Regions from separate parts of the Homo sapiens genome. Here all the other regions are linked to region 1. Evidence: chromatin contacts called from ENCODE Hi-C or POLR2A ChIA-PET data. All regions are on one chromosome and are shown on one strand. The core of a region is the stretch at or near the end of the contact, and the rest is flanking DNA. Distances in the headings are between cores, read along the strand shown. Region 1 holds the start of PARP1 (poly(ADP-ribose) polymerase 1). Region 2 holds the start of SNAP47 (synaptosome associated protein 47). Region 3 holds the start of ZNF678 (zinc finger protein 678). Region 4 has its middle 36 kb from the start of LINC01641.

The links. Hi-C counts contacts between places; a loop is a spot of excess contacts on that map. ChIA-PET counts read pairs that join two places held with the same protein, here RNA polymerase II (POLR2A). Pooled maps may share reads with other maps.
Region 2: a pooled map shows a loop between it and region 1 (10-fold over the local background). The contact joins the promoter of SNAP47 here to the promoter of PARP1 in region 1. A Hi-C loop is called at or near these places in 1 of 168 maps with a recorded cell type or tissue (ascending aorta), 2 of 37 single-sample maps with no recorded cell type and 10 of 50 pooled maps. POLR2A ChIA-PET finds 5 or more read pairs at or near these places in 1 of 52 experiments (OCI-LY7).
Region 3: a map of heart right ventricle shows a loop between it and region 1 (5-fold over the local background). The contact joins the promoter of ZNF678 here to the promoter of PARP1 in region 1. A Hi-C loop is called at or near these places in 2 of 168 maps with a recorded cell type or tissue (CD4-positive, alpha-beta memory T cell and heart right ventricle) and 10 of 50 pooled maps.
Region 4: a loop to region 1 is called in a pooled map, with 2.3 times the contacts of the local background. The contact joins the enhancer-like site here to the promoter of PARP1 in region 1. A Hi-C loop is called at or near these places in 2 of 50 pooled maps. POLR2A ChIA-PET finds 5 or more read pairs at or near these places in 2 of 52 experiments (A673 and WTC11).

Annotation. Positions count from the first base shown.
Region 1 is chr1:226,404,239-226,410,229 of GRCh38, forward strand. PARP1 (poly(ADP-ribose) polymerase 1) reads right to left here and starts at 3,855. Exons shown (of 23, transcript NM_001618.4): 1 at 3,572-3,855. The coding sequence starts at 3,691. RefSeq lists enhancers at 2,420-2,479, 4,070-4,199, 4,378-4,522, silencers at 3,430-3,529, 3,780-4,039 and a cis regulatory region at 4,450.
Region 2 is chr1:227,734,113-227,740,103 of GRCh38, forward strand. SNAP47 (synaptosome associated protein 47) reads left to right here and starts at 1,323. Exons shown (of 5, transcript NM_053052.4): 1 at 1,323-1,387. It overlaps JMJD4 (jumonji domain containing 4), which reads right to left and starts at 1,190. Exons shown (of 6, transcript NM_023007.3): 1 at 900-1,190; 2 at 539-704. The coding sequence starts at 1,161. RefSeq lists silencers at 712-911, 1,372-1,661.
Region 3 is chr1:227,561,017-227,567,007 of GRCh38, forward strand. It overlaps ZNF678 (zinc finger protein 678), which reads left to right and starts at 2,540. Exons shown (of 4, transcript NM_001367909.1): 1 at 2,540-2,708. It also overlaps the pseudogene RNA5SP77. RefSeq lists an enhancer at 2,496-2,775.
Region 4 is chr1:227,426,457-227,432,447 of GRCh38, forward strand. It overlaps the pseudogene RPS18P3. Among named protein-coding and RNA genes, the nearest start is that of LINC01641, 36 kb to the left of the region's middle. Within about 2 kb of position 2,560, at least 13 of the 41 ENCODE cell types and tissues checked have a DNase peak (open chromatin) inside an H3K27ac peak, as active enhancers do.

The DNA.
Region 1 (5,991 bases), core at 2,605-5,104:
GGGGAAATTCCTGCTGTAGAAGAGACAACAAATGGCATTTCTGAGAGCATACTCATGTTCCAACTCTCAAACGTTCCACCAGATCTCAATTAGGCTGCTGATACAGATCCCTAAGCATCTGGCTATCATGGAATATTTGCAATGGCCTCGACCTGGCTCTGCCTGCTTGTCTACCCCTTGTCTACCCTTCCTGTGCAATGTTCCAGTTACCCTTGTATAAAGAGCACAGGTAATGGCTATGGCACTTCTTCCTGGCTCTGCCAGGGGCCCCAGACCTGCTGCCCTTTGGTCTGGGTGCTGTCTCCCCCAACCACCGGCACAGTGCTGGACACCCTGGAGGTGCTGCCCAATGGTGCAATCACAGCACAAGCTTAGAGGACAAGAGCCTCAGCAGAAGCACCCCTGACCAAAGCAATGCTTTGCCCTAAACTCAGGACTGAGAATGATGTGGCAGAAAGGCACCAAACCAAGGTCACAAGACTATCGACTCCATTTGTTAGCTGCACAGCTGAGGCAAGGCACAGAATCTTTGGCTGTGCACCCAAGCAAAAACTGAGCACCTAACATACCAGGGTCCTCACCCAACCAGCAGCTGGTGAACTGGGTTCCCTTCTGTGCAGAACAGGCCATGCTACCTGTCCACCTAGGCCACAGAGAGAATGAACTGACCTCACTGCATGCCTCCGGGTGCTCAAACCCTCCCAGGACAGAGCAACTCAAAGGTCTACCGCCATCCTCCTCCCACCAAAATGCTGGAGGGCCCAGCTCATCCCTCCCAAGATGCCCCAGGCATGAGGGCTAAAGTGTCAGGTATCAGATACTCAGAGAACAATACTCCCATGTAAATGTAAAAGAAGGTATTTAAATTCAAGCAAGTGAAAAGGCTTCTTTCTTTTTGGCCTTCACCAGCTCAGTCTACCAGACCAACTTTAAATTCTGAATTAAAACTCTGAATCCACCCTTAATCACCATTACATAAAAATCACAGTTACTTTTAATAATAAAGAGTTTCTTTCACTATCAAGTATACCAAAGGAAAGCCCAGAATGTTGTTATTACTATTTTTTTTTTCAGACAGGGTCTGGGTCTGGGTCTGGGTCTGTCGCCCAGGCTGGAGTGCAGTGGCACTATCTCAGCTCACTGCAACCTCCACCTCCCAGGCTCAAGCAATCTTCCAGCTTCAGCCTCCGGAGTAGCTGGGACTTAACAGGCACGCACCACCACGACCCGCTAATCATTGCATTTTTTTGTAGAGACAGGTTTCACCATGTTGGCCAGGCTGGTCTCAAACTGCTGAGCTTAAGTAATCTGCCCACCCCAGCCTCCCAAAGTGCTGAGATTACAAGCATGCGCCACCAAGCCCGGCCCCAGAATGCTAAACTTGATCAGGTTCAGTTTCCTCCATCCGGCCTCCCCCACAGCTAAGCCTCCTCTAACTTCCTCCACAGCGGTGTTGTTCTAGCCTCAACACAGTCTGGACTTGGGTTTTGTTTGTCTTTCCACCAGAACACGGTACTCTGCCCACCTGTTAAGGCGCCTGGATGTCCCTTTCTCAGAATAACATTTAAAAATGCGTAATAAAAAGGCTCGCAAATGGCCAGTCACGGTGGCTCATGCCTGTAACCCTAGCACTTTGTGGGGCCGAGGTGCATGGATCGCTTGAGCTCAGGAGTTTGAGACCAGCCTGGGCAACATAGTGAGACCCCATCTCAAAAAACAAAACAAACAAAAAGGCTCGAAAAGGAAACACTGAGATAATTATCAAAACATTTGAAAGGTAATTTGGGTACAGTAACCCGTGAGCTTTTAAGCATTAAATAACAAGATCTAGTACAGCCTCTAATAACTGTGATTTTTGTAGCAATGAGAGTAAATTATATTTTGAAAAACTTCCAACTGTAAAGTGATATGAAAATATCTGTAATTATCACTGGTGAAAAAAAAATAGGGACTGCTAATATGCCTTTGCTTTGCTGCTTACATTTATGATTAGAGGAAATAATTTTATCTAGAGGTTAGTGGAGATGGAGATATCAATTTTTTCTTATCTAAACTCATGGACCTCTTGCCTTCTACCTACCATCCCACAGACCCTGGGTTAAGAGCTCCTGCACCAGGAGTGAGAACTTCATAACAGGCTGCCTTGTATATTCAAAGTAAGTTCTAGGTTCCTTAGTGGGCAACAAGGCTCTTCAAATTGTAGGCCCTGTCTACTTCCCTATTCTCATCTTTCTGCTCCACTTCTGTGAATTAACGACTCCTAATCAAGCTTCCACCCTTAGCTGGGTCATCTCGGACTCCTAGGCACACAATGCCTAGAGCACAGCTCCATCAGGTGGCATCCATCCTCTCTTACGGTAACGTTTGTTTACCAGTCATTTCCCGTTTAACCAAACTGGAAATTCCCAAAGGTGGATTCTGTGTCCTTAAAACCTAACAGAGTGCTTAGAACTTAAAAAATGCCTACCAAATAAGCACTGTGTGCCACGTACTGACTTAGGTATGCCCCGAGGACACCAAGATGACAGGCATATTGTGAAATAAGATAACGGAAGTACACCTGGCACTTGGGTATCCACTCGGTAAATGTCGCCCTCCCTTGTACTAAGTACTGAAAATCCACTGAGGGATATCTGGTCATTCCTAAAACACATTACAGCTCATGGAAGGGAGGAAAATCAAGCTACCTTGACCATGAGCACTAAGCTTGGGTAATATGTTGGAAGCGAGGAGGAACAGGGCAGATGAGAACCAGAATTATTAATACAAAGGTAGACATCGGCAAACTGGAAGCTGGAGGCAGGAGCCCCTGGGAAATGACAGGGGCCTTCAAGCCCACCACCTCACAGAAGGCTCAGGAAACCTCAGAAGGGGATTCAATCTATCAAAAAGCCCACATGAGAAACCCCCCTGGAGCCACTCTTACTCAAACCAGACAGCTGCAAATGCACCAAGAGAACGCGTCTGTGAATCTGGAAAATTTGGGGAAAATGTTACTTTAAAGCACAAATTAGGCTCAAAGTGAATGTACTGTACAGAAATGACACCTTTCTGCATAGTTCTGCCTAATTAAAATAAAAAATGAGAGTGAGCGTTTAAATGACGTGTTGAAATGACTGCCAAAAATAGGTTTAACAAAAAAAAAAAAAACCCACATGTCAGTCGCCACCATCCATGTAGAACAAAAACCCTCCAGAACAAGATAGGTCAAAATCAGATTAGCTTAAAGAGACCATGTACAATTCCCCCCCAACCCCTGAGGCGAACGGCAGTAATAAAACACCGCCACCCAGAAAGGAGAAGAGAAGAGGCTCCTCGTTTTCACAAAGCGAAAGGCAACACCAGCTGCAGACTTTATTTCCCGGGCTTTTCCTGCAACATCAGCAAAACCTTCCGGAAGGGTCGGCCGGGCCGCTCGGGAGGAGGGGCGGCCGCGGCCCCATAGGCCCCAAGTGCCGCTCCGAGGGCCCGGGCCCGCTCGCTCCCTGGGCCCGCCCTCCCCCAGCCTTCCCGGACACAGTTAACCCGGGGCGCCGCGTCCCCGCCCCGCCGCCCGCACAGCGGCCCGCACCTGCACCATGATGGCCATCCGGAGCGAGTCCTTGGGGATGCTCTCGCTGCATTTCTTGCAAGAGGCGCGCCCGCTCTTGGCGTACTCGACTCGATAGAGCTTATCCGAAGACTCCGCCATCCTCCCCTAGCTGCCGCCAAAGCTCCGGAAGCCCGACGCCACGACCTAGAAACACGCTGCCGCCTCGCCGCCTCGCGTGCGCTCACCCAGCCGCAGGCGCCTGAGCGGCCAGAGCCGCCACCGAACACGCCGCACCGGCCACCGCCGTTCCCTGATAGATTGCTGATGCCTGGCCGCGGGAACGCCCACGGAACCCGCGTCCACGGGGCGGGGCCGGCGGCGCGCGCGCCCCCTGCCGGCCGGGGGGCGGAGTTTCCCGGGCGCCTGCCGGGTGGAGCTCTGCGGGCCGCTGCCCTGGGGGCCGAGGCGGGGCTTGGGCTGAGCTAGTAGCTCTTTGGAGGACCCGGCGCCACCCCTTTGATTGTTCTGTCCCAGGAAGTCTTACTTGATTTCACAACTAATTTTACCCCCAACCCCTCCCCCTTTTATTTTTGAGACTGAGTCTCACCGCGCTGGAGTGCAGTGCCGCCATCATGGCTCACTGCAGTCTGGAACTCCTGAGCCCAGCGATCCTCCCACCTCAGCCTCCCGAGTAGCTGGGACTACAGGCGCTCACCACAACTGGCTAATTAAAAAAAAATTTTTTTTAGGGACAGGGTCTCGCCAAGTTGGCTAGACTGGTCTCAAACTCCTGCTACAAGTGATCTTCACGCCTCAGCCTCCCGAAGTGCTGGGATCAGGGGCATGAGCTACCACGCCGGCCCCAAACTCTTAAGTGTGTCCTCTCTCCCCTGAGGGCAGCTGGGTCCGGGAAGCGCAGGCCCCCGCCTCGGGAATATAGTTGATTGGCCCGAGGTGGACCCTGCAGTGCTAGGTCCACCCTCCTGGCTTGGACGGGCGTTCTAACCTGCCGTCCACAGACCGTCGGGACAAAATACCAACTGAAACCTAGCATTTCCTTTATTATGAATTTGACTACAAATACCAGGAGTATTAGCAGTACCTGTGACTTTGTGGGCAATAGTCATCACAGACGTTTTCATGTTACTTTACAGTTGTTGGTGATAACTCGAAATATTATTAAGCTCATCACTACTCGAAATTGTGGTAATGACTGCACCTGTTGCTATCAGATATTTTGTGTGTGTGTGTGTGTGTGTGTGTAAAGAAAGAGATGGGGAATCTCTCCATGTTGCCCAGGCTGGTCTTGAACCCCTGGCCTCAAGCAATCCTCCCACCTCGACTTCCCAAATTGCTGGGATTACAGGCATGAGCCACTGCACCTGGCCTAGATCTTGTTGTTTAATATAGAACTATACTTCAAAATATAGTTTATTAAAATTGGTTTCTTTTCTAATCCTATGCATTTTTTTTTTTCATTTCAAAGATTGTAACATGAGTGTGCTTTATTTGAAAATATTCAATTCTGGTATAGAGGATAAGAAAAATAAGCAGATGAATAAAACTCATAAAAAGTGTTAACCATAGAGAAGAAGCTAGTGGCTTAAGAGACAAGGATGTTGAGTAAGCAAGAAGGTTGTGAGACATAGGCCGAATCCTAAAAGTTAGTAACCAGTTAGATACGTTGAAGGTAGGCTGGGCACAGTGGCTCATGCCTATAATCCTAGCACTTTGGGAGGCTGAGGTGGCCGGATCCCTTGAGCCCAGGAGTTCAAGACCAGCCTGGACAACATGGCAAAACCTTGTCTCTACAAAAATTAGCTGGGGGTGGTGGCAGGTGCCTGTAGTCCCATCTACTCGGGAGGCTGAAGTGGGAGGATCACCTGAGCCCTGAAGGTTGAGGCTGTGGTGAGCCATGATAGTGCCACTGGACTCTAGCCTGGGTGACAGTGTGACCCTGTCTCAAAAAAAAAAAAAAAAGATATTTTGAAGGTAAACAGAATAAGTGGAAAATATGATGGAACAAATAAAAGTTTTACTTAGAGAATGACCAAGTCAAAAGGCATGATCATGCCATCTCTGGGTTGACAACTATATCATCCCTAAATGGCCACTCATTGGTGATAAGATTATGGTCCCATCCTGGCACCCATATGCTCTGCCCCAAAAATGCAGCTAAAGTTCAGGTCTGTTCAGCAGGCTGATTGGTGAGCTGCAGCTGTGGCTGAGTGTGCTTGCACTTGTGTCTCTCTGATAGTGCAGTGTGAGTTGCTCCAGGTACCCTCTGTTGAGCCGCCTTGAGCATCCTCAACTCTGTCAGTGGGACAGGCTGATGCGGCAGAGAGAGGGAAAACATATCAATATTAGCCAGGTGCAGTGGCTCATGCCTGTAATCCCAGCGCTTTGGGAATCTGAGGCGGGTGGATCACCTAAGGTCAGGAGTTCAAAACCAGCCTGGT
Region 2 (5,991 bases), core at 73-2,572, 1.3 Mb after region 1:
CCAATCGGCTCCAGTGGAGCTTCCAGATGGCTGCAGCCCCCAAAGAGCCCCAGACCCTCCTCTGAGCCAGACGCTGCTGGCGGGGGAGGGGGCGGGGCAGTCTGACTACAATGGTTCTGCTTATTAGAAAGTACTGATCATGCCTATAATCCCAGTGCTTTGAGATGCTGAGGTGGATGCATCACCTGAGCTCAGGAGTTCAAGACCAGCCTGGGCAACATGGTGAAACCTAGTCTCTTTAAAAAAAAAAAAAAAAAAAAAAAAAGCCGGGAGTGGAGACGCCTTCCTGTAATCCCAGGTACTAGGGAGGCTGAGGAGATCTCTCTCAAAAAAAAAGGAAAAAAAACCATATTGACCTCCCAAAGAACAACACTTGCAGCCATGCGGAAGACAATCCAGTTTCTTTTAAACTGATTAAAGTGCCTCACGGGGAAAAATAGCTCCGTTGTGCACCCAGGGGCCACCTTCATCAGAAAGGCCTCTGGGTTCACGCAGCGCTAGGGAAGGCAGCGCCTCGGTGCGTCCCAAGCCCCATTACCTGCACAAGTGCCAGTCTTTGAGGTAGAGACAGCCCCTGGGAGAGGAGTAGCCCGCCTGTATGTACTCTTTCCAGTAGGTGATGTAGTCTCTGAGAGTCATGTGCTCTTTGGGGTTCGAGTTGTATTCCTGGACCCCACAGTTTGCAACTGGTACAACCACGTCTCCTGAAATGAAAGGCACGGTCCATGCCATCTCCCTGGGCCCCGTCCTCACTCCAAACCGTCTGCAGAGGAACTCTCCAGGGGCCACGCGCCTGGCCTCCCTCACCCTCCCTGGTGCCCCTCTCTAGGCGGGGGCCTCCCGGGCCTGGGTCCCGCCGGCCTTTCCTCCCCGCCCGGGGTCTGCGGCCGCCGCCCCACCGTAGGTCCGTAGCAGGTGGTCGAAGTCGGGCCTCCCCGCGGGCGTCACCCAGCGCCGCCGGCTGCCCCAGCCCTGCGTGAAGGCGCTGGAAAACACGCAGGGCAGGTTGGGCAGCAAGAAGCCCCGCACAAAGTCGGCGTAGGAGAAGGCGCCCGGCTCCGAGACGAAGGCTACCCGGCCCGGAGCCTGGCCGACGCCGGGGACATCGACCCCCAGGCCTCGGAAGTGGCTGTCGGCGAGGGCGCGCGTCTCGCGGTCCATCCAGCTCAGCACGGGTCGAAGGACCCTCCTCCTCACTTCCGCCGGAGCGGAAACGGTGAGGACCAGCCTCGGAACCAGAAGACGCAGGGCGCCGCGTTTCTGCCCCGCCAGCGCCTGGGGCTCCGGGCCTGCACGCATGCGCGCGGCTCGCCGCGGTCTTCACTGCGCAGGCGCCGAGCGGCCGAGGCGCCGCGGTCGGCTCTGGGACTCGTCTGGCGTCCCTCAGGTGAGCGACGGTGTTGGTCTGTTGGGCGCCCGGCCCAAGCCAAGCCGTAGCGTCCGCCCTCGGCTCAGTCCGCGCGCTGTGGCTGACACAGCCCGAGCCCTCCTTCCCGCATCCCCGGGGGGTGGGGGGTATGCGGGCTGCGCTGGGAGAGGGGCGGGGACAGAGGCGGTTCTGGGGGCGGGAGTGCGGCGGTGCGGGGGCGCCCAGGGATGATGGGACCCGGAGAGAACGGTGGGACCCAGAGGGAGAGCTGGGGGGCCCTGGGATGGTGGGATCTAGCGGAGATGGTAGGGTCCTGGAGGAGATGGTGGGGACCTGGAGAGGACGGTGGCACTTGGAGGGGATGGAGACGGGATCTGGAGGGGACGGTGGGACCTGGAGGGGATGGGGACAGTGGGGACCTGGAGAGGACGGTGGGATCTGGAGGGGATGGGTACAGTGGGGACCTGGAGAGGACGGTGGGGACCTGGAGAGGACGGTGGCACTTGGAGGAGATGGGGACATTGAGGACCTGGAGGGGACAGTGGGGATTTGGAGGGGACGGTAGCACTTGGAAGGGATGGGGACAGTGGGTTCCTGGAGGGATCAGTGGCACCTGGAGGGGACATGGGATCTAGAGAGGATGGTGGGGACCTGGAGGAAAATGGTGGGAGGGCTGGAGGGGGCAGGGTAACCTAGATGGGCGAATGGGGCCCACAGGGGACCTGGAGGGCATGGCAAGGGGCCCCAGGGGATGACGGGTGTCTGGAGAAGATGGTGGGGAATGAGGGAGGGTGTGAAATGAAGGTGTGGTGGGAGTGTGGGTAGGGATTTGGGGCTGTGTACACATGAGCAGGGCTGAAGTGGGAGGACATCGGAGTAGTGACATGAGGAGTGTTTTGCCAAACTTGCAACTGGAGTTACCCCAAAAGTGGCGGCAAGGGAGTTCCCCACACTATCCTCAGGTGGGACCAGTTGGGATACCAAAGAAAGAAGTGCTAAATGCATGGTAAGCCCAGAGCAGTTTTTTTTTTTTTTTTTTTTTTTTTTTTTTTTTTTGAGACAGTATGCAGTGGCACCATCACAGCTTACTGCAGCTTCCACCTCCTGGGCTTGATGAATTCTTTAATTCTGCTTCAGCCTCCCAAGTAGCTGGGACTACAGGCATGAGCCACTATGCCCAGCTTAGTTTTGTTTTTTTGTTTTTGTTTTTTTTTTTTTTTTTTGTAGAGACAGGGTCTCTGTGTTGCCCAAGCCGGTGTTGAACGTTTGGGCTCAAGCAATCCTTCTGCCTTGGCCTCCCTAAGTGCTGGGATTACAGGTGTGAGCCACTGCGCCAGGCCCTGCCTAGAGGTTTTGTTAGGGGAACTTTCATATAGAGTGGGCTGCGGTAGTCCTCGAGACGGGCAGTAAGGGAAAAGGGATGTCCTCCCTAGGTATGTCTCTTGGAAGGGGTGTGGGTTATGGAGTTTATAGGAAGGTTTCAGGAATTTGGCTCAGGGCCAAGGCCGTTTTCTTTGTAGTAAACCTAGATACTTTCTTCCATGCCTGGAAATGTTAAAGGCCCTGGATTGGGTTGAAGCCTGGTGGGGAAAACCTGTGGTTGGGGCACAGAGGGATCAGGGTACTCTGTGATTTTCGGCCAGGACACGAAAGTGGGGCCATGGGGGACCCTATGTGATGTATGTCTTGGTGTGCTGGAGAAATCAGCTCAAAGCTACCCACATGGATGCAGAAGGAAAGATAGCAGATTTATTGCCCCCGAAGCCTGGCAGGCTGTGTGCACATAGGTGCTCTGCGAGAGAGTGCAGAGTCTGGGCAGCATTTCCCAGGCGTCTTGACAGGGAGGTGGAAGGAGGAACAGTTAGAACCGCTCATCTCTCCCAGAGAAATGAGAGGCAGCTTGTGCTGGTTTGCACACAGTGCGAGGCCTTTGAGTTAGGTTTGGAGGTCTGATGACATTCTAGGGGCCATCAGACCATGACTGTGTCTTGTAAAATCTGGACACTGGGCTATCTCATTCCAGACCAAACAGAGGCATCCTAAGCGGGAGAGGGGCACCTGCCTTCCCTTTATGAAGCAATGGAAATGTTGTTTTATTTACTCTTATAAGTGGGGATATGGGAGGTTCTAGGAGTGCTGGGGCTCTGAGCCTTGCTGGAAGACTCTTTCCAAGGGGTGTGAGGTTTACCCAGGAGAACAGGGAGGAGCAGAAGAGGGAGGACCAAGGTCTGAGGAGTTGGAGGGAGGACTAGGAGGAAAGTGAGTTTTGGGAGTCTGAGTCCAGGTAAAGGTGGGATATGAGGGCAGGGACAGGAGGCGGAGAGTTGTTTTGGGGATTGTGTGATTCAGTGCGTGCTATGGTCCCTTCCTAGTCAGCCCTATTGTGGCTTGTGTGATCACGGTATGCAATTGTTTATTGGGGTTTTTTTTACACTAGAGAATCAGAATGTCTGGAGAAGTTACAGTTGCAGAGAAAGAATCACCTCCAGTTCCGTCCAGAGATGACTGGGGTTTTTTTGCTTTGGTTTTTTTTGGTTTTTTTGTTTTTTGTTTTTTGTTTTGTTGTTTTTGCTGTTTTGAGACCGCGTCTTATTCTGTCACCCAGGCTGGAGTGCAATGGCATGATCTTGGCTCACTGCAACCTCCGCCTCCCAGGTTCAAGTGATTCTCCTGCCTCAGCCTCCTGAGTAGCGAAGATTACAGGCGCGCACCACCACGCCCAGCTAATTTTTGTATTTTTAGTAGAGACGGGGTTTCACCATGTTGGTCAGGCTGGTCTCGAACTCCTGACCTTGTGATCTGCCCGACTCGGCCTCCCAAAGTGCTGGGATTACAGGCGTGAGCCACCGCACACCCAGCCGAGATGACCGTTTTTTATTCCTGGTGTAGAGCCGGCTTTTCTACATTCCTTCACACATACATTCATTCATTCATTCATTCTCTCTCTCCACTCTTCTCTCCCCCCAGTCCTTGCCTATACGTTCACGCACATGTATGCACACACACTCACACATACACAGTCTCTTTCTCCATCGTGTATAATATACATATATAAACTTTTGCTGCTTTTAGTCTTTTGTTTTTTATTTAACAATATGCTGTAACATCTTGCCACATATTGACCTCAATATTGACAATTAATTGACCTTAATTGATCTTGCCACATATTGTTCCTTAATTGCTAGTAGTCATTTGATTTTGGTTGTGGTGCATGCAGATCATGGGAGGCCAATGGGGAAGATGTGGGGAGCAGAGTGTTTATAATTGTCTCAAGATCTTGGAATATGGTTCCGAGTTTGCCTCATGGGGAAACTGAAATTCAGGTGGGCATTGCCTGGAAGGAGTTCCTGCAGCTCCGTGGTTGAGCCTGTTTCCTAAGAAAGGAGCATTTGGGCTAGCAGGTCCACAGCTCCCTGAGATCACTGAGCCCCTAGGACTTGGTGGGAGATGGAGCTCTCGTTCTTGAGATGGAACTCTGTGGTTTAGTTCGCTGGTCCGCAGGGTGCCCCCTCGGGTCAGTGTCACCACTGTATACGCAGGAGGCCTGGAGTGTTATCAGCTCTCATGGGACTGGAACATAGGCTTGTGTCACCCAGAGCCCGCTAGATCAGCCCTGGCATCGCTTGGGAATGGCAAGAAATCCACATTCTTGGGCCCCACACAATACTCCATTAGGATGGTTTTTTGTTTTTGTTTTAAAACGGGGTCTTCCTCTGTCACTCAGGCTGGAATGCAATAGCGCTATCTTGGCTCACTGCAACCTCTGCCTTCTGGGCTGAAGTGATCCTCCACCTCAGCCTCCCAGAGTGCTGAGATTACAGGTATGAGCCACTGTGCCTGGCCAGGACGGGTTTTAAGTCAGCACTTTGGAGAAAATGCAGTACGCTTTGTGCCGAATATGTGCTCCTCTGTCACTGTGTTGCATGCAAACAGCCCCAGTGAGGGTGTCTGCACTTTGTGGCTAGAGTTGGGAACCTCTGAGGGAGTGGAAAGAGGGTCTGAGGAGCAGGGGAGGGGAGCCTGGAAAGATTGGCCGCACCCTACCGCCCCTGTGGGCACACACAGCCACCACTGTTCTCACTTAGCTTCTTGGTTGCGAGGTAGTGGAAGGTGTGCAAGATGTTTGTTCTGTGACTGCGGAAATTAACTAAAAATAAGTTGTTTACTGGGTACTGAGCCTCACTCAGGGGACCCTTGAGTGATGGAAATGCTGAAAGAGACCCATTGTACAGATCGCCCTGCGTGCTGAGCCATCCCTGTGCTGCAGACTTCCTCCCCAAGAGCGTCACTTGTGTGGGTTGGCTGCAGACACCCTTGGGCCCCTGGCCATGACCTCCCTCGAGGATTCAGCTGTGTGTTCTCAGGGTCAGCGCGGGTCCCCAGGCCCACACCTGCACTGGAGGAAGGAGGTTGCAGATTGCAACAGGCAGGGACACCGTGAGGGCTCCAGGACCTGGACTGATTGCAGAACTATGTGGTACAGGAGGGCATAGGCACAGCTCTGTTTCCATGTGGTGTGGTTGTGGTCAACTCAGCACAAATTCATTGGGTGCCCATGGTGTGTAGCGGGCCTTGCGGCCCTCCCATGATAGTGCCTTCTGTAGTGCGACAGTCATGAAAGC
Region 3 (5,991 bases), core at 1,290-3,789, 1.2 Mb after region 1:
TCGGGCGTAGAGGGGGAGAGCGGCCGGTAGAGGGGGAGAGCAGACCAGCCCGGCCGCCGGCGAGCAGCTCAGGGGTACTTGATCCGAGCCCCGTGGACCCGGGGTTGCCGGGATGCCTGGAGTCGGGCGCGCAAGACTGAGCGGAGCTCTTAGGGCTGCCAGGCGTCTATGGCCATACCACCCTGAACGCGTCCAATCTCGTCTGATCTCTCGAGGCTAAGTAGGGTCAGGCCTGGTTAGTACTTAACTGGGAGACCGCCTGGGAATAACGGGTGCTGTAGGCTTTTTGGTTTCCCGGTCCCTCCCACTTTCCTCCTTTTATCGCGATGCCTCCCAACCGCACCCTGACTCTGCTCCTCCTTTTCCGCCCGCCTGCGCCCTCGCGGTACCCTGGGACCTCCTCGTGGGGCGTCCGCCACTGCAGCACCGCCAGTTAGCAGCTTCCCAGCTCTTCCGCCTGGCAGCCACCCCATCAGTAGCCCAGCTCGCTGCCCGGGGCGGGGCGGGGAGGGCCGGGCCGGGGCCAACCTCGAAGGCTCAGGGGCGGGTTCCCTGCCGTCCAGGGTGTCTTCCCTCTCCCGGGACGCCCAGGGAATTTAATTCACTCATCCAGCGCCGCTGGCACTGTCCAAGCCGGGGGAAGGGGCGGGCAGGGGAAGCGGGCCCCACAAGACACCAGCCAAGACCTCCGCTCCAGAACGCATGGGCTACTTTCCCCAGGGGAAGGACATTGCCTTCTCCAGCCACCAGGAAAACCGTCCCTGTGCACTCGGAATCCCATTGCCACCAACTTCGTATAAACTCCATTCCGGAGGACACGAGACAGACCCAGGCCTCTGCCCCGTGGGCATGCTCGGTGCCACAGCTCTCGCTAGAGGGACGGTTGCACTCTACAAATCTCGGGGCCCACCGCACCAAGAGGACAGGGAGGAGCCAACAAAGGAAAAGTCCTATGAAACGCACCACCAAAGCAACCAATCCAACAAAAAATACGTCTCAGGGCTCTGTTGGGTCACTCCGTTAGCCCTTCCACCCTGTTCTGGCCCAGCCCAAGCACCCTCCACCCTACCCTGTCCTGCTCAAAGGGGCCCTGTCTACCGGAGCAGAACACTCCCTCTCCAAGGCTCTATGGCTCTGTAAGTCCCTCATCCTCTCTCTTCTTCTTCCCCCTCCACCTCGTGCTCTTTCTGTAGCCTTCTCTCTCTCTCTCTCTCTCTCAATCCTGACTCACTCTGCCTCTCTATCACTGTCTTTCTCTCCCTCCGTTTCTATGTCTCCATCCCTCTCTCTTGCTCTCCTTCAAGCTGCCTGTGTCTGTGTCTTTGTCTGTGTGTCTGTGTGTGGGTGTATGTTTGCAGGAGGGGCAGCGAGGTGTGTCTGGGTGCGTCTCAGCCCCTCTCTCCCGGGATCCAGGGTGTGTGTGTTGGGGGGAAGCTGTGGAAAGGGTGTTGAAGGAAAGTGACAATCAGCTTCCTGAAGGGCACTGACAGGCCATTATTCCTGTGGCTTGGCAAATTTTCTGTTTGAACTTATTTCTTGTTAAGGGTCCAAGTGTACTGACTATGGAGATAAGAAAAGAATAGCTCTAAGTAGCTGAAGCTCTGTGAGGTACGGAAGATTTTTCTGGCCCAGAGAGACTTGAGTATGGGATTTGAGACACATCTCCACACCCTTTCCCAGGGGCAATTGTTTAAAGGTATGTTGTTCCTAACTAGCTGTCTCATCTGGAATTTGTGATACAAAGAACAATGTATAGCCAGTCAGTGACTTCTGGATTTTAATGTAAATTTTTGATGAAAATTTTAGGAACTGCCTCTTTTCTTAAAACCCACTTGTAATGGTTACTAGTTGGAATGTATAATCAGGGCAACTTTAGTCTATGCTCTCAGGTAGGTATCCTAAACATATGCTTTTGAATATACTTTTGAAAATAGATTCTGACTTTTTTATTATGATGGGTTGACAGGGGACTGGCCTGGGACACCTGCCTGGGTGTAAATACCCCAACCATGCGCTGCCCTGCCCAGCAGAAGAGGCGGGTGGACAGCAGGCCCCCTTTGGTCAGAAACACATGCATTGCATAGCTGTTCTGGACCTGGGTCCTGCTTGCAAGGACAGTTCCACAGGCGCACCGGAATGCGCCTCCCCTTTCCACCCGCCAGCATTCCCAAGCACGCCTCGGCTTCTGACTGTTCTGTGCTTTGGGAGGAAAACTCATCTTCAGGTTTTTCTCCAACAGAAGATGATGATGACGTTGTTTAGACACTCAGGAACAGAGATTGCAGATTGGCTTAAGAGTGCGCCCTTTATTAAAGATGGTATGCATGGAAAGACATGGAACAATTTTGGAAGGATACAAAAAAAATTGCCCATTTTGTTAATAGTCTCATTCAACCCCTTTGCTGACCTCATCTCCTGTCACTCATAACCAAAGGAGGCGGGTCCTGGAGCCCTGTCCAATCAGGGACATTGACGTGGGAACTGTCCAATCAGGAGCGCAGCTTGAGAGGCGGAGGGGGTTTCCGGGATCTGGCGGGGCCTTTGTCTTGTGCTCCAGCTGGAGCTTTGGTCCCGTATTCTCGGCTATTTATCCCCAGCTGCGGGAGGCCCTGGTGACTCTGCTGCTGCAGTGTCTGGTTTCCCTGTGACCTGCAGGTACTGGGAGTTACATAGCTAAGATGCCAGGACACCCCGAAAGCCGGAAAACGGTGAGAGTTCCCGGGAGGGTGTTCCAAGATGGCGGTCCGGCCTCCCGGCGTCAGCACTAGAGTCCGCGGCCCGGAGTCCCGGCTGGCACCTGTGGGATCTGTCACCTCTGGGTAGGGGCGGGGCCAGGCCGCCGCGGGATTCTCCTCCCATCACTGCGCCGCGGCTTCCGCCCCGGCCTCTCTGGGCGGCTATGAAGCCGCAGCCCCGCGGGTCCCCCAGACTGTGTGCTTTGTCCAGAGGGGAGGGTCATCGGGGAGAAGCCAAATCGGTGTGCGAAACATGCGTGGGAAGAGCTGTTCCATGGGGCTTATCTTAGCTGTGCAGTCCATCCTTTTTCCTGTGAAAAATGGAGTCACTTTTAAAGCTTTGAAGAGTTTGAGGAAAGGGAGTTTCATGAATGGGAGAGCGCCCAGCTATGGTGTGTGGCTTGTGGGTTTATGGAGGAGGTGCTTGAAGGAAAAACTTTTTTGTAAGGTGCATGAGGAAGCAAGCCAAATTTAATAATTGACGACAGTTACAGTCACCTTATTTGGACTGTCCAGGTGGAAATTTCCTGGTTATTTAATTACTGATTAATTGGAGTTTTGTGATTGGTTGAACTTGGATTTTGTTTCTACTTAAGGCAGTCATTAACAAGAAATGCATTTGAGCTATTAATATTCTTTTTCATGTAGAAACGCAAGACACTAGAGCCACCTCAGTCTAATTGCCTGCTAATTATTTTAACACTGCACAAGAGACTGCTTTTCCCCTGCATTTTCCAAATAACATGGAAAGCAGGGTCTTAAATCCACTCCTCTGTTCTCCCAGCCTGACTCTGGCCTGCAATAAAATACTAAATTTTCAGTTTCTTTCCAAAATTCATAAAAACCACCATCACCTCTTCAGTTCACAACACTGTCAGCTATTTGTCTTTTATTGCGTACTCCAGGCACAATATTTTAATTAATCATTTTTTCACAGAACATTGGAGGGCACTCTTTGTTGTTGCTGTTGTTGTTTTGTTTGTTTTTGTTTTTTCTTTAAGAAGGAGTCTCGCTCTGTAGCCCAGGCTGTAGTGCAGTGGCGCGATCTTGGCTCACTGCAACCTCTGCCTCCCGGGTTCAAGCGATTCTCCTGCCTCAGCCTCCTGAGTAGCTGGGATTACAGACCCGCGCCACCACCCCCGGCTAATTTTTGTATTTTTAGTATTTTGTATTTTAGTTTCACCATGTTGGTCAGGCTGGTCTCCAACTCCTGACCTCGTGATCCCCCGCCTTGGCCTCCCAAAGTGCTGGGATTACAGGCGTGAGCCACCACGCCTGGCCTGTTGTTTTTTCCCTACCCGGCTTTTTTTTTTTTTTTTTTTTTTTTTTGGTTGAGTTGGAGTCTCGCTCTGTTGCCAGGCTGGAGTGCAGTGGCGTGATCTCGGCTCACTGCAGCCTCCGCCTCCTGGGTTCAAGCGATTCTCCTGCCTCAGCATCCCAAGTAGCTGGGACTACAGGCGTGCGCCACTACACCTGGCTAATTTTTGTATTTATAGTAGAGACGGGGTTTCACCATGTTGGCCAGGATTGTCTTGATCTCTTGACCTCGTGATCTACCCGCCTCTCCCTCCCAAAGCGTTGGGATTACAGGGGCGAGCCACCACGCCTGACTTGTTGTTTTTAAGAGGATCTTGCTCTGTCATCCAGGCTGCTGGAATGCAGTGACATTGTCATAGCTCACTGAAGCCTCCAACTCCTGGACTCAAGTGATTTTTCTGCCTCAGCCTCCTGAGTGGCTAGGCTTAAATGTGTGTGCTGCCATGCCCAGCTAATTCTTTTTATTTTATTTTTTTGTAGAGATTGGGTTTCGCTAGTTACCCATGTTTGTGGAACTCTTTAAAGATTTGTTATCTGTTTGTGAAGGCAGAGAATAACCTCTTGGCACTCTATTGTAAAGAAATATTTGTGCCACTCTGCTTTTTATCTTTCCTAGGCACAGACGCCTTGTACAAAATCTTTGAAAACTTTGGAAACTTTACAGCTGGTTGTATCCTCAGCCACTCTTTTTTATTTTTATTTATTTTTTGAGACGGAGTCTCGCTCTGTCGCCCAGGCTGGAGCGCAGTGGCCTGATCTTGGCTCACTGCAAGCTCCGCCTCCCGTGTTCACGCCATTCTGCCTCAGCCTCCCGAGTAGCTGGGACTGCAGGAGCCCGCCACCATGCCCGGCTAGCTAATTTTTTTGTATTTTTAGTAGAGACGGGGTTTCACCGTGTTGGCCAGGATGGTCTTGATCTCCTGACCTCGTGATCCGCCCACCTCAGCCTCCCAAAGTGCTGGGATTACAGGCGTGAGCCACCGCGCCCGGCTCCTCAGCCACTCTTATCCTAGTCCTGAATTTCAGAATTGTCTGGGAATGGCCCAAGATGCCCACAGTGGCTATGTCTCTTGGAGTATCTAGTGAATTTTGGTTCCTGGGTTTTTTCCTCCCAGAGGACAGCCTATGGCATGGAGATGGAGCCTCTCAGTGAAGCAGCTGGATGTCCTGGGGCTGAGAGAAGTCTTCTGGTACACCCTTCACCTAAAAAGCTAACCCCTTAGACATTCTCCCCCAACCCCCAATTTCATTGCCTGGAGACACATCAGTGGTGTTGGGAAAAGACAGAAATAATTCCTGCCCTCTGGATTCTCAGACTTGTGAAGGGAGAAAAACTAGTCCAAAGGACAAGCAATAACTACTCCAGTGAGCTGGTGCGAGAACATGCAAAGCAAAACATCCCTGGGGCACACCGTGAGGCACAGTGCAGTGTCTCCAGACAGAATGGTCAGTGAGCACTTCAGTGAGCAGAATGAGGGGTGGGAGAATGTCCCAAATTATAGGATAGCCTGACTTGACGCTTGAGTCGGATGTGTCTGTGTTCCAGGTAGTACTGCTTCTCCCTGAGTTTGTCACCTTAAAAAGATTTGTTCACTTATTTCATCATCAGTTTTTTATTAAGTATATATTACACTTTATCAGTAGAGCTTGAAAGGTTAGAAAATATTTACAAAGGGTATGAACGTGGTGAATTCTAGGAAAAAAATATGTAGTCATATACTTCATTTGTTAAAAAACTCATTTACCTTTTTCTTCATCAGAGTGAGTGTAGTAAGTTTCTTAGTTCTGTTCTATTTTAAGGGTGATTTCAAACAGAATCTCAGGGCTTAAGTTTGGGAATTCTATCGGGGAGAAAAATAGGAAACGTCTCTTTTTCATTATGCCTATAGGAAACTCACTTTCACAAGACAGTATGGTAGATTAATTGGTAAATTATATA
Region 4 (5,991 bases), core at 1,310-3,809, 1.0 Mb after region 1:
CTATTGCAAGGACAGTACCAAGGGGATGGTACTAAATCATTCATGAGAAATCTGCCCCCATGATTTAAACACTTCCCACCAGGTCCACCTCCCATATGGGGAATTACAACTGAACATGAGATTTGGGTGAGGACACAGATCCAAACCATATCAGATATAAAGTATGTATATATGAAAAGGTAATGGGAATGTTTATCATATGTTATATATATTCCTCCACTTTATATATAATATAAATATTGAGATATAAACATTATGAATATAAATTATATATGTAAATATAAATTATAATTATAGGCTGGGCATGGTTGCTCACGCCTGTAATCCCAGCATTTTGGGAGGCCGAGGCAGGCAGATCACTTGAGGTCAGGAGTTTGAGACCAGCCTGGGCAGCATGGTGAAACCCCATCTCTACCAAAAACACAAAAAATTAGCTGGGTGTGGTGGCAAGAAACTGTAGTCCCAGCTACTCAGGAGGCTGAGGCAGAAGGATTGCCTGAACCCCAGAGGTGGAGGTTACAGTGAACAGAGGTCCTGCCAGTGCACTCCAGCCCGGGTGATGGAGCGAGACTCCATCTCAAAAAAAAAAAAAAATAAATAAATAAACAAATAAAATTATCATTATACATATTATATTTATATTATATAATACAATACATAATATAATTATATGTAATGTAATATAGAATATATTATATATTAGAATTATGTTAATGTTATAATATAAATATAAATTATAAACATTTATATATCATATATAATATTTATATTATTATCACTATAAATATATTTATATTTATGTTATATAATATTATATACTATAATATAATGATTCATATAATATATAACATATATTATAAATATTCATATTATATACTATAACATAAATACATATATTTATCCCCAGTACTAAATATAAGACAGTGAACTCTATTTTTCAGTAGGAAGCATTTCTCAAAGTGTCACATAGAACACTTATTCCTCCATTTGTTAATATCTGCTATACACATAATATAAAAAGATATTTTCTTGATCAGATAAGTTTGGGAAATGCTGAGCTAAAGTCAAACATATTTCTTTATTGCATGAATTTTCAGAGCTTTTAACACAGCAGAGTGCAAACATGCATTTCCCAACCCCTGTGTGACCACAGGACTCCCTTTTAAAGCACATTTCTCAGGATTAGTGTTCTAAGGAGCACGGACCCAGAAAGCTTAGAACTTCCTATCATGTTCCTTCTTCTTCCACCTACTTCATTATTGAAGAAACAGCTCAGAGTTGGTGGGAGGAAAAGAAGAATGTATTTCAGACACACAAAAGCAAAATTTGGAAAAGAAATAACAGAATGGGACCTTGGAAGTGATTTTCCTTTGTGGATGTGTTTATCTGTAAGGACATGTTTGAGGGTATGAGGTTCACAGACAAATGCCACGATTCGCACCCGAGAGAACTGAGGATAGAGCCATGCTGAATTCTAAGGGGGCAATCTTGTCTTGAGAAATATTGCTTCATAAGTGGGTCTACCCCTGCTTAAGTAAAATATCCAATTAATTTACTAGAACGCTGCATTGTCTGACTACAAGCAATTAATTTAATGTTACTCAATATCATTTCATTATTTGCCTCCCAAAAAAGACAGTTCTATATAACACATTTTCTAAATGATGCAAATAAGGATAAATGAGAAAATAAGGTAACACAAGAGGCATCGTTGAAGATGATGAGCATGTTCTTACTGGAACAAAGCTTGGGTTGACACAGGAAATCTCCATAAGAAATCCTGTTTTTGCCCCATGACTTTCCCAACTGACCTAAAGTCTGGTCAATCTCCAAGTGCAGTCTGCGCAGAATCTGAATTCATCCACAGATTAAGAATGAAAACATGCCTCTTCCATTAAACCAACAAGTGTGAATGCCAAACTGCAATTTGACATATACAGAAATTGAGGGAAACTGGAAGTAAAAAAAGAAACCTGAAATGGGTGATGTCTCCTAATAAACACCTTATTCACTGCCAGCTCTGCAAACTTGCTTTGTGCCAAAACCCATCCACGAGACTCCACAATACTCCTGACCCTGGTAGCTGTCATTTTTGGGATACGCTAAGCGTCTAGGAAAGTCTGGGAAATACCAGAGTTCAGAAGCACCTTCTTTCTGTGAAGGAGCCTAAAGGATATTCCAAGGCAACTTTCTAATTTTTTGGTTGAAATTTTCTTCATGCTTCTGTTTGGTGAGCTGCTCAGCTGACTCCCATGCCTGAGCTTCACAGTGCCAGCTCCCGCTGACCCTTGAGAGGGAAATGGAACCTGAGATTGTCAAAGCTGGAGGGGACCTGAATGATCATCCCCTCTAGCCCAACCTCCTCTGTTTACAGATCTGAAGGCAGGGAGCCTGAAACCCACCCAGCATCCTGGGAGTAAATGTGCTTTCCTCCCTTCTTCTATTTCTGTGCGATTTTCCCATGGCATCCAGCCAGAGCATCTACACCAGTAATGTCTAGAGGATTTATGAGGCCAAGCGATCCTTTGGGTTTCTACGCAGACCTAAACAGGAAACCCACACAAGGAAATGCCCTTTCTGTTTGCAGGCCAAATTCCCAGGATGCCTTCGCCAGAGTGCCCTGGCTGGAACAAAACAAAGGCCTGGCACAATAAATGCCCTTAGCTCCAAAGGCAGAGGTGCCCTCCCCACCTCTCCCCACCTCTCCCCATCCCCTCCCTAGTCCAGGAGGCCCTCTATTAGTTTAATGAGAATGAAACTTCCTTCTCTCAGAACTCAGCTTCACTTAATCCAACTGGTTGAGATGCTGGAGGGGGTCCCCCTGGATCTCCAGGTGGATTTCAGGGTATTACTTCTCCTTACCTGTGCAAAGTCAACCTGGGCAAGTCCTCCAGGTTAATTAACCAGACACCCTACTCACACCCCTCTTATTCTTTCTCCATGTTTAGCCCCTAGAAGATGCCTTAGAGATGAAAAAAAAAACACACGCATTTCCTAATGAAGAGGCAGCCAGATGCAGCCTCTGAGCCCTGACTGCACAGTGTGACAGTCACTCAACCCAACACAGCTCTCTTGCCTTTGCTGCAACCTCAACACCCTGCGTCCTGCCAAATCTCTTCCCATTTCATCAGTCCATCTATGCTGGTGTCCAGCCATTCCAGCCCACCATGGCATTTAAAAATCTTTCCAGCTCTCTGTGGAAGATCTGAGACTTGAGAAAGAGACTGTTGCTCAGGGCTGGACAGGAAGGAAGTATGCATTCCTGGCTCCCAGAACAGAACAGCAATGTGGGTGACCCTTCGTCCCCTCCCCAAGGCGTCCCCTTGGGCCGACACAAAAATAGATTCTATCCTCCTTGGTTCGTCTCCACCTCCCTCGGGAAAGAAGACACAGGCTTCGAGTGAGTCAACAGTATTATCGGGGCTTGACTGTCTTTCAGGAATGACCAGATGTTGGGAAGAGGATAATGTGCCATTTCCTTTAACAAATAGTCCGGGCATCTGTGCATTTCCTTTTGAGCCAGCTCTTCAGGAGACTGTGCTGCTGTGACAGGGAAGGACGAATCACCCTGGTTTCTACTCTCACGGATACTAGGGGGCTCCTTGAACCCTTTGGATTCCAGCCCTCCATTAAGAAAATATTTCTGTCCTTTGTATGCATGAGTGACACCACGAGAAGACAGCATAGGGAGTGGTTACAAGCAAAGAATTTAGAGACAAAATAAATGCTCTAAGGGAAAAAGACAAGTAGCCAAGGAACGCTGGGAGAGGGCTTGGAGGAAGCAAATTGTTCATCCATTCCCCCAAATCAGTGGTTCTCAGTAGAAAACCAACATGAGTAACATTTGCCTGGGAACTTGTCTACCACCCCAGCCCTACTGAAACTCCAGGGGTGAAGCCCAGCAATCTCCTTTGACAAGCCTTCCAGGAGATTCTGATGTGAGCTCAAGATTGAGAACTACTGATCCAGATAGATCTTAGCTGGTCCTAGGGCTTCCCAGAAAGCATTTTTAAAAAAGCAGAGATTCTCCTCCACAGGAGGCCTACATGCTGCCACCTCTGTGGCCACCATGTCTCTAGTGATCCCTGAAGAGTTCCAGCATATTCTGCGAGTACTCAACACCAGCATCGGTGGGCGGTGGAAAAAAAGCCTTTGCCATCACTGCCATTTAGGCTGTGGGTCGAAGATATGCTCATGCGGTGTTGAGGAAAGCAGACTTTGACCACACCAAGAGGGCAGGAGAACTCACTGAGGATGAGGTGGAACGTGTGATCACCATTATACAGGATCCATGCCAGTACAAGATCCCGGACTGGTTCTTGAACAGACAGAAGGATGTAAAGTCTGGAAAATACAGCCAGATCCCAGCCAATGGACAACAAGTTCTGTGACCACCTGGAGTGATTGAAGAAGTTTCAGGCCCATAGAGGGCTGCGCCACCTCTGGGGCCTTCGTGTCTTGAGGCCAGCACAGCAAGACCACTGGCTGCCATGGCTGTACTACGGGTGTGTCCAAGAAGGAATAAGTCTGTAGGCCTTGTCTGTTAATAAATAGTTTATATACCAAAAAAAAAAAAAAATGCAGAGATAGTGTGGGATGATTACCTGAGAAAATGCTTTAGCTCCCTTGCAGGGGTGGAAGGAAGGGACAGGACTTGTAAATGAGGCTATTCTGGCAAGAGAAAGATCCTACAAATAGAAATGAACTGACAGCAAATAAAACAATCCAAGATGCATCTTATCTCTCTGCTCATACTGCATTAATTTGCAGCACTTCTAGAATATGGCTCAATGACGTAAGAGTATATTCACAGCATATTTTTCAGTTTAAATAAAATGCTCAATGTGGGCCCAATTATGTAAAACGTACGTGCATATCAATCCATATTTAGAAAAAATATTAGAAGATTATATATCAAAATGTGATCATCTCTGGGTGGTGGAATACGAATAACCTTTACTTCATCCTTTATGATGTTTTGTTTTTTCCCCAATGTTTCCATAATAAATAGGTATTTTTTAATAACAAAACAACTGTAATAAAGTGACAAGCTCGTTGGGTCAAAATAGTCATTTAAAAAAATCTGTATAGCCCTCTCCAGAGGCTACCTCTCCAAGAATTTATGTCACACTGATAATTAGCACCACCTGTTACACTTGTGCTAAAATGGGCACGAAGAACGTTGGATTCAGAACTTATAAAGAGATTGTTAAACTCATCAGCTCTAGTTGAAACCAGCACAGCAGGGAGAGCTGCAGAAAAATGTCAGTCAGAGCCCACCCTGGGGCTCCGGGGCCTCGCTGGGGCTGGCCCAGGGCCCTCGTGTGCTTCCAGCACGTGAATCTGGGTTGCTGGGTGTCCTCAGCAGCCTGCAGGGATCCACTGTCCTTCTGCACAGCTTTGTTCGGGAGCCCCAGCACCCTCTCAGTTTTTACACCCTGATTTCCTACCAGGGAGAGGCCCTGGGCAAAAACAAAACAAAATGAAAACACTGAAAGGGCTCTCAAAGCCTAGAAAGGAAGAAAGGACAATGGAACGTGATGTAAGGGTCGCTAAACAGCCAGTGACTCAGCGCTTCTGCACCATCAACACCAGCTGCAGCCTGCAGCGGTGGCCGTGGCAGCTCACAGAACACACACACACACACACACACACACACACACACACACACACACAGTACAAACATTACACTGCCTGGAGAATGGCAAAAATTCTGACTCTTAGACTGTGCTACAGCCAAGAAGACACAGAATCAAAGACTTATGGAGCTTCAGGGAGCCTGGAAGAATATATAAGTATGTTAGATCTTAATCCAGTTTTCCATTAATATCTTTTATCAAGATCCCTAAGGAGGGCTGGGCATGGTGGCTCATGCCTGTAATCCCAGCACTTTGGGAGCCCAAGGTGGGAGGATCATTTGATGCCAGGAGTTTGAGATCAGCCTGGACAACATAGTGAGACCCCATCTCTACAAAAAACTAAAAATTAAAA